Linked DNA regions of Homo sapiens: region 2 is linked to region 1. A link is an interaction called in ENCODE POLR2A ChIA-PET data of the cell type or tissue named here. Cell type or tissue: PC-3. All regions are shown on one strand.

Region 1 (8,000 bases):
CAGTGTCAGTTATTAAAAATTCCTGTTTAGTACACAATATCTGAAAAATATCTGGAAACAATTTATCTTGGAACGTATTCTTGGATGCATAATGTGTTTTTTTTTTCCAATTTAAAATAAACTTCATGCATCTCTGATGGAGAAATCATCAAACTTTCTTAAGGACTTCATAAGCACAGCTGTGACCGCTGAACATGGGATCACAAATTACCTCTGGTGGTGGTGGCCAAAGAAGCGAACGTCGACTTGATTGTCTTCTTTCTGCATGACTTTGGCTGGCCAAAACCCAAAACCTTTCATTTTAGCCCAAACCAGCTCATGATTAGGTATCTGGAAATTAAATGTTTTACCTTGTTATATTACTTTTAAAGTATTAAATGCAAGTGTACCATTAATATTAAACTAGTCACATATAATCCATTATTTCTAAAATATTTCTTTCATAACTCCTAAACACATACGAGATTTTTTTTCTGGGATTGACTGATTTTATATTTGCATCAGAGTGCCAACATGAACCTTATTCCTCAGAAGAGGTCGGGACTGGAGCAAGGCCATCCACATGTATGACGGTGGCAAACAAGAGCACCCGCTTGGCCAAGTGCAGCTGGGGAGCCAGCAGCTCCAGCACCCCTGGGAATTTGTTAGAAATGGGGAAATTTTAGGCTGGCACAGTACTGTCTTCACAGGGCTGGCTTCTCTCAGGCAGCCAAGGCTGCCGGCCAAGAATGCTCAGAATTCCCTTTGTCAGTGCACGGTTTGAAGCTGTATTATTTTGGGGAAATTATACAGCTACAGACAAAGGCAAAGCCTTAGGTCTCTTGTGAAAGGATGAAAGGAGAAACAAAAATTCACTTTATTAAGGGACCCAGACGCTGGGTGTGGTGGCTCATGCCTGTAATCCCAGCACTTTGGAAGGCCGAGGCGGGAGGACTGCTTGAACTCAGGAGTTTGAGACCAGCCTGAGCAACATGGTAAAACCCCATCTCTACAAAAAATACAAAAATTAGCCAGGTGTGGTGGCGTGTGCCTGTGGTCCCAGCTACTCTGGAGGCTGAGGTGGGAGAATCACTTGAGCCTGGAGGAGGTCAAGGCTACGGTGAGCTGAGATCACACCACTGCACTCAAGCCTGGGCGACAGAGTGAGACCCTGTCTCAAAAAGAAAAAGGACCCAATATTTATTTTTATTCAGTATCTCATTTTAAAATCAGAAATGGATAACAAGCCCTGTTACTTTTTTTCAGTTGTTTATACTCATTAAACCCATATATACTATGATATTTTAAAAATTTAGGAAGAAAATTATAATCTTTAACCAAACTGGAAATAAACTTCCTTAGAGCTGTATGTTACACACTTGAGGTAAAAATTTCACATACACAAGGATAACAGAACCAGTTGTCAGGACGAGCATTTGACAAGTAAAAGCAATTCTTGCAAAGCTGCAGTTCATCCAGCTGAAAAAGAAAAGAAACTACTTTAGCCTACATAAAATATACATACACATTAAACTATATAAAATGTATCCATGTAAATTAACATTCACGTATATAAATAGTGTTGAATTTTGTTTCTTAATCTTTTAAGCCTAAATTTTAAAGTTTTCAATAAATGGTACTGGAAGACCCTGTCACTGTCCTCTTAGAACCATGTCGCTGGTCTCAGGCCACAGTTGGAACAGAAGCTGAGGCTGGTCTGACTGGGCCCTGCCCGGACCTCACTGGTTAGCACTTCAGACTGAATATTCCTCAGGAAGGTAACAATATCTGCTGCCAATCACAGCAGTCCTTACCTTTGCCTCATGTATGTCAAACATGAAAATAAAAGACCTTTTTTTGTTTTGTTTTGAGACAGAATCTCATTTTGTCACCAGGCTGGGGTGCAGTGGCGCAATCTTGGCTCACTGCAACCTCCACCTTCCACGTTCAAGCGATTCTCCTGCCTCAGCCTCCCGAGTAGCTGGGACTACAGGCGTACACCACCACACCCAGCTAATTTTTGTATTTTTAGTAGAGACAGGGTTTCACCATGTTGGCCAGGATGGTCTCGATCTCTTGATCTCGTGATCCGCCCAACTTGGCCTCCCAAAGTGCTGGGATTACAGGCGTGAGCCCCCACGCCCGGCAATAAAAGACATTTAAAGGAAATGGCACAACTAAAATGTAGATAAGAGTGGAATCCTGAAATAAATTAATTTCAGTTATAGAAAGAGTATAACTATTGGGCAATGAATAGTACCTCATGACATGTGTCTTTATATAGCATCCTCGCAATGTCAGCTTGCTCACTGTCTGCTGTAATTAAAAATAGATATTACCTATAAGCAATAGTCTGCAAATACAAGACTCAAAGTTACTATCCTTTTCTTTCAGTTTGCAAAAGTAGACATCTACCATTTCAAACCAAAATGTCCATTTAAAATAACGATAGCAAAATAAAATTACACAGGCAGCTTTTGTTTTCCATCCAATACAACCACTAATTCTCAGGGTATAGAGAATGACCTTACCTTTGGATGATGTGGTACTAGTGGGGAAATGATCAGAATTAATCATAGTGCTTATTAAAAACCTCTCAGCTAAAACAAATACATATAAAACTGTAAAGAGTAATTGTGTTTTCATCATTTAGTATACTATGATTTTGTTTTTGGCCAGTCCATTCTATAATCTATATCACCAGATATTCCTAACCTTATACTCTAAACTTGTAGATCATTAAGGTATTAATTCTTTGAAAGTAATGTTTTATAAAAGATAGTGTTCAACATGGAATGTAAATGGTGTGTTTAAAAATGCATACAAAAAAAACAAAAATATTCAACCTCCATAGAAAATCACGGTATTGTGGAGAAGCAATTGGGCATCAGCTTTGAACTCTTCATAACTTCGGTATTTCCCTTCATTCACTTTCTGCAGAGGGCAAAAAACAGAATGACGAAAAGAGTTACCAGTAAAAATACTTGTCTGGACTAAGTTCACAGGACAAGCAGTCTTTTCTAGGATGACATCAGGATGACTACTGCCATCCCACAGTATTGACAGAGAATGTGTGTAAAAGAAGCCAACAACGCCACCTGCGGTTTTAATAATATAGTATAATGAAGCATGGCAGGTCAGATATCCCGCAGCCACAAAGACACTACATTAATTTATCAGAGTGAACTTTAATGGCTTGAACATCTCATTTGACAATAATGTAGAAAGCTGCTGCTAAGCTTGGTAGTGCACGAATGCTTGGGCCAGTGTGGGCGGTGAGACCCTAAGCACACACCTGTCATTCTTTACAACACAGGAGGATCGAGATTGAAAACAGAACTGTTAGCCTCTGTGACAGTTTACCATAACTACTAAGATATATTTATAGTTCTGAATTGGGGCTAGGAATTGGTTTATAAATAATTTTAAAATAACATCTCAGGTGTCCCTGTCTGTGACAAATCTTAGAGGATTTCAACAGGAAGGAACCTGCATGAGTAAAGGCAGTGGGGAAGAAGGGGCGTCTGGGTTCTTACATATTCTGTAGAGGTCTTACAGTTTAGAAGGGGCTATGGCTGGGGGTAGGAGGTAAAATTAAAACTACTTGGTTTTGTTCCAGGATTTACCAGTTACTTTAAGGGAAAAACCTTCATTTACCCTTATCTTATATTGAAATAATACAGCCACAGTCTTTCTTGGGTACTAAAGAAACTTGTGGCCGGGCGCGGTGGCTCACGCCTGTAATCCCAGCACTTTGGGAGGCCGAGGCGGGCAGATCACGAGGTCAGGAGATCGAGACCATCCTGGCTAAAACGGTGAAACCCCGTCTCTACTAAAAATACAAAAAATTAGGTGGGCGTGGTGTCGGGCGCCTGTAGTCCCAGCTACTCGGGAGGCTGAGGCAGGAGAATGGCGTGAACCCGGGAGGCAGAGCTTGCAGTGAGCCAAGATCACACCACTGCACTCCAGCCTGGGCGACAGAGTGAGACTCCGTCTCAAAAAAAAAAAGAAAAGAAACTTGTAAGATGATTTAAAATTATTCCTGTGGTCTCCCTATAGGCTATAATGACCAAGCGTTAAGATTTTAAATTTCCAACATGACACATGAGGTGCAAAATCAGTAATTCAGTAACCCTGACTGCAAATATGTCTACGTGTTCTACTGGATGTTGTTGCAATTTGTTACTGGACGTGAACAAACTAACAATCCTCAGCTATAGTTGGTAAAATTAAGACCTTTAAGAATAATTAACTTTTCTAATCATAATTTTTTTTGTTCATTTTATTGTTTCCCAAGACGGCAGATCAGTTCTATGCTTTACTTTTTTTTCTGAGAGGAACTCTCAGGTACCACTGCTAAACCTGGAAAACATTCTTTACATCTGAAATGCTAAATTGCCCAGGCTGTAAGGCATTTTCTTAAATCAACAAGGATCAAGAAGCTACAAGCTGCTCATCTTTAAAACCAGGCCTTTTAAAGATGACACCTAATTTGCATTAGAGTAAGCACATGAAATTTACAAATTAATAATGCTTCATTTGGTAGTTATGCCTGTCTTTTGTTTTAGGAAGTGGAAAAAAGTACACTTTCAAGGAAAGAAGAGCAACCAAAATCTGCTTAACTGCTACATTATTCTTTAACTTGTTAGTTAAGAAAATGTACTTGAAGTGGAAATAAAAGAAACCGACTTTACCTCTTGAATGGTGGGAACGTCCACAGCTGAGTGCACCAGCCTCCTGTACATCGGGTGTTTATTGTCCTTCCCCTTTTTATTAAGATCTATAGCCTAAGAGGGTGTTAGTACATCAATTTAAATGTGGTTAAAGGAAGGCAGGTAAGACATCAATTCCTAAAGCTCAAAATATTTTCTACCTTTTTATTTTTTATTTTTGTAGAGACAGGGTCTTGCCATCTTGCCCAGGCTGGTCTTGAACTCCTGGGCTCAAGCAATCCTCCTGCCTTGGCCTCCCAAAGTGCTGGGATTACAGGCGGGAGCCACGGCGCCCGGCCAATATTTTCTACCTTTAAAGCAAAATCTCAGAGGAAGTACTTTAAAACTTAACAGAAAAAATGTACATATACTACTATATAGTTTAATATGACATTCCTTAAAGTTGTGATAGAATAGTTATTTTGAAAAATTGCCTTTCATTTTAAAGAGTCATCATCAATGAAAATGTTCATTCTGATGAATGAAATTCAAAAATGTAAATGTTTCTAATCTCATGTAGCTTATGTCAAAATGTCTATGTCCAAAACAGACAAAACAAGAAAATCTAACTGCCTGTTATAGAACTGTTTACTGCAAAAAAGAAATATGACATGACGGGGTGCTCTCCACACTTCATATTGCTATGTACATATTTGTTACTTCTCGATCATTCAACTTTGAAAGAATGAACCATAGTAAAATGTGTTTTGGGATATTTTGAAAGATTCCCTGAGCAGGACTCACCCTCTCCTTCATGCGGGAGACAATGAATCTGAGGTATGTGCCCATCTCCTGTTTGTTTGTATTCTTCTTCTTAATGCTCTATTGAAAAAAAAAGAATAAAAAAAGGTACAAAATCTGATCATTCTTATGTCTATATTCATGTAAAAGACATATATGAAACACTTAGATAGTATGCAAAGAGTTTACTAAAAGTGCTCTTTTTCCAACATATCTGACAGAAATCTTTGACATTTGCATAAAAAAAACAGCATCTAATGTAACAAGGTGAGAACTTTAAAATATTATGTTGTACCTGATATAATATCCTTACAGGATTATATATTTTTTCTTTTCTTGGTATTTTAAAACTTAATTTTTAGATAAACAAATAATAGACATAAGGGATAATCGCTTATTTTACAAACAATATCAATGGCCTAAGTCCTTTGAGGGAACATCTTAAATTAGCAATAATGAATGGTGAATTTCAATACAACATTATTCTTCGTTTAAAAGGTAATTTTAAAAATCTGTGTCACTCACTTTGCACAGCGCAGCTGCATACTAACATCTCCATTTCTGAGCACCATGGATCTACTCAGTAATAACTCCAACTCTTAGTCTAGCCTGCAAGCTAATTAGGTTCCTCAATTTATTGCACCAAAAAAGTCTAACTTCACATGAAGAAAAAATAGGATTCTACGCATGTTATTTCTAAACAGCTAGGAAACAAGGACAAGTGTGCCTATTTCCTTAGTCAAAGTCCCTGATATTACAACAGCCTAAAGGAAGCAAAGGCAAAACTCCAGGCACGCGAACATCATCAGTTCATACTGCAGAGGAAATGAGTGGGTGTGGCCACTATTTTAATAGATGCTTTAACTTTTTCAGGTCACTAGATAATGATTCTCTGCCCAATGGTATAATTCTTCCTGAAAGAACTGTAAGCATAGGAAGTCACTTCAGTACACTAAATACAGTAGAGGAAAGGACAAATATTTCTCACATAACTGAGAACTTTTAGCTAGGGCTTAAGTGAATTGATTATACGTACGTACACTGTTTATAAACACATAAAATATCTAAATAACAAGTGGAAACACATTTTATTAGTGAGAAACTAAACTGAATTTCATTTACCTCATGTCTGCACTGCACCTTCCTGACCCCACTTCTCACCTAGGTTCTCTGGCAACGCAGTCAGTGCCCTCTCCTTATGCCGCTTTGTGGCCTGTGCCCACAGCTGCTCCGTTTACGCCAATTACAGAGCAGTTCTTCTCAACCCTGGCCTCGCATCAGAGATATGGACTAAACTTTTATACAACGTGGCTGGGCTTCACTCGCTGAGCATCTGGGTTGTGACTTCTGGTGGCAGGGCCTGTGATTCGTATTTGCTTGTTCATTTGTTTATTCCTCAGGTGACTGACGCATGGCCAAGACAGAGTGTCCATGGCATAGATATGGAATATAAAGTGCAATGAAATTTCCTGAGCCCTGGGTTTATAATCTTTTTTTCTGGTGGGGGCGGGGGGAGACAAATTGATATAACTTGAGAATTCTCTGTTTGAAAACTAACAGAAGAACTTAACTGAATTTAAAATGAGTGACACAGCCACATGAAGGAGGATATGAAGAACTCACTCAAGCAATTTATTAGCACAGTATTTGGCCACAGGCACTGTTGAGAGATAAAACTTTAAACAAACATTGAACTCTAGTTATTAAATTTGTTTAGTCAGCAGCATTGGTTAGCCACTCTTTAAAAAACTTTGTAAAAATTTTAATTGACAAAATGAAATTATATATACTTAATGGTGTACAATGTGATGTTTTGAAATACGTGCAATGGCGAAATAGAGCTAACTGGTTTTTGTAGTGAGAACACTTAAAACCACTCTCCTTTTTAACAAGATCCCCAGTGCTTTTCACACACACACACACACACACACACACATTTGCGAAATACTAGCGGGCACCTCTTGTACACTAGACCACAGTAAAAAATGATCCTCCATTTTTGCATTCTGCATGTCTCACAGGACTGCAGAAGGCGCTCTCCCTGGATCTGAAGCACAATCAATCAGCTACTTACTAGTATGGACATGCTTCGGTGCACTGCTTTCTGTACTAAGTAAGCAGTTTGATGAACTGTCAGATACAGGGAAGAGAAAACGTAAGAAGGCTGGAGATTGCTACGTTGTTCTTGGCGCTTATAAAATGTACATTCTTCTTAAAAGGAGAATAAAAACACATGCTTCTAGCTACATGGCCTTCTCTCATGCCAACTCAAACTCTGGGTGCACTATTAAAACTGATTTCAAATATCAATGTCATTAAAATATGAATTTATCTAAACTCAGACATAATAGCAATCTACACCAGGTTAGAAGTCTTGTAATACTATCAGTGGGGTTATAGTTCCTTTAATAGGAAACATATTATTCAAAGGAAAGATACAACCAACACTGTTATGTAGCGCTGAAATATAATTTTAATATTCACTAAATATCATGCACAGCCTTCCATCATTTCAACAAGGCAGGAATCCCTTCCCCTCTGGATGTTAGCTCTAGGCTCTGTGGTCCC
Region 2 (8,000 bases), 310 kb before region 1:
CCCCATTCACGTTAGGGTGGGGGATTGGACTAGAAGAGCTGTAGGATCTTTATTTCTGATCTTAAATGAATTTTTTCTTTACTCACTTTTTTTTTTTTTTTTTTTTTTTTTTTGTGAGCTGCTATTTTTTCCTGCAATGCACTGTTCTTTGGTTTGGGAAATGTGCTATATTTGTACCGTGCTTTAAACATACACAATGGTTCTAAATAACTACTTTTCTTTAAAGTTAGATGTAACATCTTAATTAAAATGTCATCCATAAATCAGGCACAGTCTGTGAGGTTGTGCGAGCGTGAAAGCTCCACAGTCTGAGGCCTGGAGACCCCTCTTGTCGCTTCCCTCCAGCCATGTCTCCTCCCCCGGCCACATCACCTCTGGCCACATCTCCTCCCCCCACCACACCATGTCACCCCCATAACCCTTGCCACGTCACCTCTGGCCACATCACCTCCCTCCCGGCCACATCACCTCTGTCCTCGCTGCCTGCCTGCCTGCCTGCCTGCCTCCCTCCCTCCCTCCTGGCCACATCACCTCTGGCCTCACTGCCTGCCTGCCTGCCTCCCTCCCTCCCTCCCTCCCTCCATCCCGGTGGCCTCCGCGGCTCCTGCTGACTGCCCTCCCGAGGGGCTGTTCGATGCTCTTTTCCCGTCTTCTGCTCCTGAGTGGGTCTCGGGGCTGGATGTTTCACAGGATGCAAGTTTCTTCCCTTCCAGCCGTAGGTCTCTGGGCGACAACTCCAGAGAGGGCACCAAGCTCTCCTTACCCACCTGGGGGCCCTGAGCCCTGACCACCAGGGCTTTCCTGTGGGGGGGGGGGTGGGGCAGACTCGTGTGAATTGGACTGAAAAGGTGCTTCCAGGAATCCTTGTTTTAGGTGCACTGGGGCAGAGGTGGGGACAGGGGACCACCACACCACCTGGTTTGCTCAGAATTTGGTCCTGATCACAGCCAATGAGGCAACACAAGCACCTCCTAAATGAAGCATTGCAGACTGCTTTTACATGTGACAGTTGTGATGGCTGAAAAAGGCTTCACACAATGAGTGGGTTTGAGCTGCATTTGAAGGCAGAACAGGTCCCTGCAGGTGGAAATGAGAGATAAGGGTGACCCAAGCCATCAGCAGCTGCGGGTGGGGTGGTGTGGGCTCCCCAGGGATGGTGGGCATGGATGAAATGCAGGAGAGGGCAGGGGTGCGATGGAACAGCAGGGCAGCGTTAAAATCCCCCTGCAGAGAGGGGACGTGACTGAGATTTTATCACATGTATAAACTGAGAGATGATTTGAGGATGATTTCTGGGAGCCTGTGGGAAAAGCACGTGGTCATCATCAGTTCTCTGGATCTCTGAAAAGTCATGCCTCTGCCTATCTTGTGAGCTATTGTGAAGATCAAATCGGATAATCTTCAGCAAGCCTTGTAAATGCTAAAGCTCATGACAGAGACTGTTCCAGCCCCTTTTTCTCCACCCTCCCTTCCTCCTGGATAATGTGAACCCTGCTGGGTACCTCACTGTCTGCCTGCTTTCCTCCTCTGTAACATGAGGCCTGAGTATTTGCTGGGTACTTCGCTGTCAACCTTCCTTCCTTCTCAGTGATGTGAGCCCTGAGTATTTGCTGGGTACCTCACTGCCTGCCTCACAGCTGGCTGTGGCCCTGTTACACACACTTGGCTGGCACATAAGCAGAAGTGCTCGCTGGGCCTGGGAGGGCTTTCTGATGTGTGGGTGCATGCTTCTCCCTGTAGGCTGGAGCTGCAGGAGCCCTCCTGGATCAGAGGACCAAGGCTGTGGCCTCGCGATGGGGGCTGGGGGAGCTCCCTGGGTTTATTGTGTGGGTGAGAGCAAACTTCAGTCCCGCTGCAGCACCGGGATTCCGGGTTCCCTCTGGAATGTTCTGAATGAGAAACAGGAAGTATGCAGAGGTGCGTCTTCCGAGGATTTGATGGTTATCTTAGCTCAGAGGCACCAAGTGCTCTCCCATGAACCTGCAGAACCGCTTCTTCCACTAATGGCCTTCTTTATCTAAAGAATGACTTACAAACTCTGCCACTTAAGAGATAGGTATTTGCAGGTGTGGCCTGAAAAATGAACAAATTGATTCTTTCATCTCAAGGAAAATACCTTACGTTATTCCCAATGATAGCCATTGGAGCTTTCCAGTGAATATTAAAATATACAAATCTTGTGTCTGCCACTTTCTCATGTGATCAGTGGTGATATTGATGTGATTTTTTTTTTTGACATAATGAAATGTGGAAGCTGCTCATAACTCTGAACCAGTGTTTTCTAACCAGTTACAAAATCGTGTGCTGGTAAAAGAGCCACTCAAGTGCAGGACAGACCAGTCCGCTTAAAAGGAATTGGGGCAGAAAGGCCCGTCGACCAGGGTCCAGACTCTGCGTTGCAGACAGCCTGCATGGAAGTGCCGCTTGTGACATTTGGCAGCAGAGAATACCTAAAACTATGTGAAAGCACAGTGAAAAATACTTCTTCCTAACTGTATATAGCATGGGATCAGACATTTTTCATAAACTTCAACCAGAGTTCTGCAGCCCACTGAACGCAGATGGAGGCATGAGAACCCTGCTGTCCGAGGTGCAGAGAGGCGTTAGGTGTTCTCACAGCAGCACAAACTGTTGCCACACTGCTGCTTATTTTGGAAAATGGTTTTTTCTTTAAGACTGTGCTGTTTATTAACATGTAATGACTTTATTATTTTAAAATAAATTTGTTACTTTTTTTTTTTTTTTTTAAGAGTCTTGCTCTGTCACCCAGGCTGGAGTGTAGTGGCGTGACCTCGGCTCACTTCAACCTCTGCTTCCCGGGTTCAAGTGATTCTCCTGCCTCAGCCTCCCAGGTAGCTGGGACTACAGGCACCCACCACCAAGCCCGGATAATTTTTATTATTTTAGTAGAGATGGGGTTTCACCATGTTGGTCAGGCCGGTCTGGAACTCCTGACTTCAAGTGACCCATCTGCCTTGGCCTCCCAAAGTGCTGGGTGGGATTACAGGCATAAGCCCACCATGCCCGGCCTCATGAGAAAGCTTTTTGTGATCTTTAATAAACTGTAAAGGGTTCCTGAGACCCAAAAGTTTGAAAACCACCGGCTTAAACCGACAACAAATTGTCCATGATTCTTCAGTGTACCTTCTAATCTGTTGATGGAGAAAGGTTGTAAGGGGTTGCTTTACTTTTTTCCTTTCGCAACTTAGTGGTGCTGGGACAACTGGATATCCACATGGAAAAGGATGGACTGCACCCTCCCTCACCCTACACAAAAAAATAGCTCAAAATGGATCCAGTGTAAGAGTCGATACTGTGAGACCCATTTTGTCAGTCTGCTGGGTACCGTAACAGACACCGCAGACTGTGAGGCTTAAACAGCATCTTATTTCCTTTGTTCTGGAGGCTGGAAGCCTGGGGTCAAGGTGCAGGCAGGGTTCGATCCTCCGGGTCCTCACCCCATTCTGTGTAGACGGCGTCTTCTCTGTGTCCTCATGGGTTTCTCTTATGTGTGTGCAGCACTGAGGACTCTGTGTGTCTAAATTCTCTATTATAAGAACACCAGTCATGGCTGGGCGTGGTGGCTCACACCTGTAATCCCAGCATTTTGGGAGGCCGAGGTGGGTGGATCACCTGAGGTCAGGAGTTACAGATCAGCAGTGAAACCTCATCTCTACTAAAACTACAAAAATTACCTGGGCGTTGTGGCAGGTGCCTGTAGTCCCAGCTGCCCAGGAGGCTGAGGCAGGAGAATTGCTTGAACCTGGGAGGCGGAGGTTGCAGTGAGCTGAGGTCATGCCACTACACTCCAGCCTGGACAGAGAGAGTGAAACTCAAAAAAAAAAAAAAAAAAAAAAAGGGAAAACACCAGTCATGTTGGATCAGGGCCTACTCTTAAGATCTTATGGGACCTAAATTGTCACGTTAAAGGCCCTGTGACATTTTGAGTTTCTAGGGGTTGTGGCTTTAACATGGGAATCTTGCGGGGACACAGTTCAGCTCATTACACCCTTAGGGGAGAATCCAGGTGAAACTGTTACGTTGAATTAAGCAATGGTTCCTTAGATGAGATGTCTAAAGCATAACAAGCAACTGAAGGGGAAAAGACAGTATCAAAATTAAAAATGTTCATTTCAGAGGTTACTATTAAAGTAAAAAGACACAACCCACAGAACAAGACACATTATCCCAATAAGGGCCTGATATCAAGAATATCTTTAAAAACTTACTCAGCAATGAAAAGAAAATCCAATTTAAAAATGGACAAAGGATTTGAATAGACATTCTCCAAAGAAAGATACATAAATGCCTTAAAAAGCACATGAGATATTTAACAGAATTAGTCATCTTAGAAATGAAAATGAAAACCACCGTGAGATACCACTTCACAACCACTGGGATGGGTAAAACCCCAGTACTGGACGGTGACATGTTGGTGAAGATGGGAAAATTGGAATCTGTATATATTGCTAGTGGGAGGGGAAGGAAAATGGTACAGTTGCTTTGGAAAAGTCTGGCAGTTCCTCAGAAAAGTTAAGCATAAAATCACTGTACGACCCAGCAATTTCACTCCCAGGCATATGCCCAAGAAAACTGAAAACGTTTTTACAAAAAAATCTTATGCAAGAATCTTCATAGCAGCATTATTCGTAACAGTGAGTAGAAACAGCCCAGATGTCTGTCAACAGATGAGTGGATAAAGAAAATTTGCACACAATGGAGTATCACTCAGCCGTAAAAAGGAACAAAAGAACATGTGCTCCAATGAGCCTTGAATGTGAAAGATGCCAGCACCAAAGGTCACACCAAAGGTCAAGCACTGTGCAATTCCACTCACCTTGAACGGGAAAGATGCCGGCACCAAAGGTCACACCAAAGGTCACGCACTGTGCGATTCCACTCACCTTGAATGTGAAAGATGGCAGTACCAAAGGTCATGCTAAAGGTCACGCACTGTACGATACCAGTCACCTTGAACGTGAAAGATGCTGGCACCAAAGGTCACGTCAAAGGTCACGCACTATGTGCCCACTCACGACAGGCGTCCAGAGTGGGCAAATCCAGAGAAACAGAAGTCGGCTGGCGATTGCCAGGGGCTGGCGGAAGGAAGCAGCAGGTGCTGACTCTTAATGGATTCAAGGTTTCTTTTGCGGGTGGTGAAAAAGTCCCAGAATTAAATACTAGTGGTGATTGTTGTGCAGCTTTGAGAATATGCTAAAAAGACTGAATTGTACCCTTTAATATGGGGGATTTTATGGTTTGTAAATGCTTTTCAATGTAAAAAGAAACTAAAGAACTTATTTGGTGTTGATATTTAGAATGCGAAAGAGACTGTATCCAAAACATGTTACTATGTAACTCATGTCCCCAGAGAGTTAAACTTCATTTTCTGAGGATCTTAAAGGATGTGTTTGAGCCTAGGAGACACAACGATCCATACTATATGTTACAGCCTATCTTACTGATTTCTATCTCACGTAACAACCGTATTCAGGGAAAACGGACATGTAAACGTGAGCTGAATGCTCTGCAGAAGCACTTTCCTCTTACCCAGATGGTCTTTAGTGGTGCAGTAAGAGATGTGGTCACGGCAACGTCAGTTTAATTTCCATGGCAACAGGAATTTGGCACATCTGATGAGTTAGATCTCCCTGCACAGCTCCTAACAGGGTTACCCATTTCTGTGTGGTGTCTGTGTACGTTCTCGCTACTGAAATCAGTGATGGCACCTGCACAGACACTTGCCCGGAAATGCGCACAAAGCTGGTGAAGGCAGAGGACAGGCGAGTGGGAAGCATGGTTCAGCCCTTGCAAAGGAGACGGTTATTCCTAACGCAGAAGATTCAGGAACACGATCCTTGCGAAGACTGGTGATGTCCATGGATCTCACTGCTGTCCAGTTGTATCTGTGCAGCGAGTTACCAAAGCTGCCAGAGCCGCATGTGTTGGTATCGGTGTCATCATCATCACTCAATGTTTCTGACTTTTGGTATTGGTGTCATCGTCATCACTCAATGTTTGACTTTTCCTGGTGCTGAGGATGACTGCATGTGGCAGAAGCAAAGTGCTGGGCTTAGAAAAGAACTAGAATCTGATGATCTGTGGTATATAGAGAGGCAGGGTCAGAACCCCCCACTCCCCAATCCCGTAAGAACTGGGATCTGATGATCTGTGGTATAGAGAAGGGGGGAGGGTCAGAACCCCCCACTCCCCAATCTGATAAGAACTGGGATCTGGTGACCTGTGGTATAGAGAGGGACAAGGTCAGAACCCCCCACTCCCCAATCCGATAAGAACTGGGATCTGATGACCTGTGGTATAGAGAGGGACAGGGTCAGAACCCCCCACTTCCCAATCTGATAAGAACTGGGATCTGATGATCTGTGGTATAGAGAGGGGCAGGGTTAGAACCCTCCATTCCCCAATCCGATTGTTGAAGAAATAGTTGGCTTGGGAGGGTTTTTACTCTGAAGGTTGAAGCTGTGCATTTCTGGAGCCTGGGCTGTCGGCCGTAGTGGCTGGGGAATGCTGGGGCTGTGGTCGTCTGGCCGCTGGCAGTCCTGCTGGTGGGTCCTGCCTCTTTGACACCGTTCCTTTCTGAAGCTTGTTTTCCCCAGTGTTGGAAGTAGCAGCACTGGAGGAATGGCCTTCTTCCTACAGCAAAGCTCTGCCAGGAGAGGAGGAGAAGACATAGAGCATCTGTTGAGGGACATGACGTTCTGGGCACTGCACCATGCTTTCTGCTTCTCAGCAGTGCCTCCTGGTTGATGTTACCGTCACCTGGCATCGCCCAGGAGGTAACTCGCAGAGGCAGGCAGGGAGCAGAAGGAGCTCAGGAGGGAGTGAGCCGTCACAGGGTGGGGGAGGTTCAGGAGCCAGCAGGCAAGTGGGATGTGGCCTCAAGGTGTTGCTGGGTTGGTGAGGGGTCTTCTGGGACTTTTCTGAGAGTGCAGTCAGTTGTAGGGGTGGGTGCCGGCTCCCGCAGATAGAAGAGCCAAGTGTGCAGGAGACCAACGTGTGCACTGGGAGTCCCCAGGGGCGTGTCCTGGCACGCGGCCCAGAGGCCCCTGACAAGGCTCAGTGCACCAGGCACACAGCGGATTGTTGGTGCTTGACCCGACGAGAAGGTGAGGAAGTGAGGTGAGGGGGGCCGAGAGACAGGTGCAGGGATGCACTAGACAGGGTGCAGTCAGGTGGAGGGTCATGCTGTGGGGTCTAGGAGAGACAGGTGTGGTCAGGTGAAGGGTCACGCTGTGGGGTCCAGGAGAGATGGGTGTGGTCAGTGTGGAGGGTCATGCTGTGGGATCCAGGAGAGATGGGGGTGGTCAGGTGGAGGGTCACTCTTGGGGTTCCAGGAGAGACGGGTGTGGTCGGGTGGAGGGTCACGCTGTGGGGTCCAGGAGAGATGGGTGTGGTCATGTGGAGGGTCACGCTGTGGGATCCAGGAGAGATGGGGGTGTTCAGGTGGAGGGTCACACTGTGGGGTCGAGGAGAGATGGGTGTGGTCAGTGTGGAGGGTCATGCTGTGGGATCCAGGAGAGATATGGGGGTGGAGGGTCACTCGGGGGGGTCCAGGAGAGACGGGTGTGGTCGGGTGGAGGGTCACGATGTGGGGTGCAGGAGAGATGGGTGTGGTCAGGTGGAAGGTCAAGCTGTGGTGTCTGGGAAATGTGTTTTTGCTTTTGGCTGAGCAGCTGGACCTGAGCATGTCTGTGCTTTGACATTTAACCTGTGCACTGTCCTCGGCAGGGTGTGTGTGTCTGTGACAGAGGACACCTCAGCCAGAGTGGATGTCGGCGGTGGTGGCCGGACTCAGGGTCCATGAATGTTGCGTGGTAGAACGTGTTTGGTACATTCTCAGCTCCTGCCCAGGTGCCTCCCAAGCATCGGGTGTTGTGGCTCCCCAGCATCGGGTGTTGTGGCTCCCCAGCATCGGGTGTTGTGGCTCCCCAGCATCGGGTGTTGTGGCTCCCCAGCATCGGGTGTTGTGGCTCCCCAGC

Evidence for each region. Peaks named below come from ENCODE experiments on the same cell type or tissue, not always from the same donor. Only the 100,000 strongest peaks of a DNase experiment are listed, where the experiment ranks them.
Region 2: POLR2A ChIA-PET joins it to region 1 with 52 read pairs; 2 of 35 experiments call an interaction of 5 or more read pairs at or near these places.

What each region holds. Positions count from the first base shown.
Region 1 is chr10:234,351-242,350 of GRCh38, reverse strand. ZMYND11 (zinc finger MYND-type containing 11) reads right to left here. Exons shown (of 15, transcript NM_001370100.5): 5 at 5,436-5,513; 6 at 4,674-4,766; 7 at 2,826-2,913; 8 at 2,240-2,295; 9 at 1,381-1,458; 10 at 212-330. Among named protein-coding and RNA genes, the nearest start is that of ZMYND11, 100 kb to the right of the region's middle. In PC-3, a CTCF peak has its summit at 3,079; a DNase peak (open chromatin) is centred at 3,030; H3K27ac peaks cover 771 bases.
Region 2 is chr10:541,025-549,024 of GRCh38, reverse strand. The region is part of intron 1 of DIP2C (disco interacting protein 2 homolog C); the gene reads left to right. Among named protein-coding and RNA genes, the nearest start is that of DIP2C-AS2, 84 kb to the left of the region's middle. RefSeq lists an enhancer at 6,785-7,285. In PC-3, no CTCF peak of the experiment used is centred here; a DNase peak (open chromatin) is centred at 1,974; H3K4me3 peaks cover 364 bases; H3K27ac peaks cover 1,063 bases.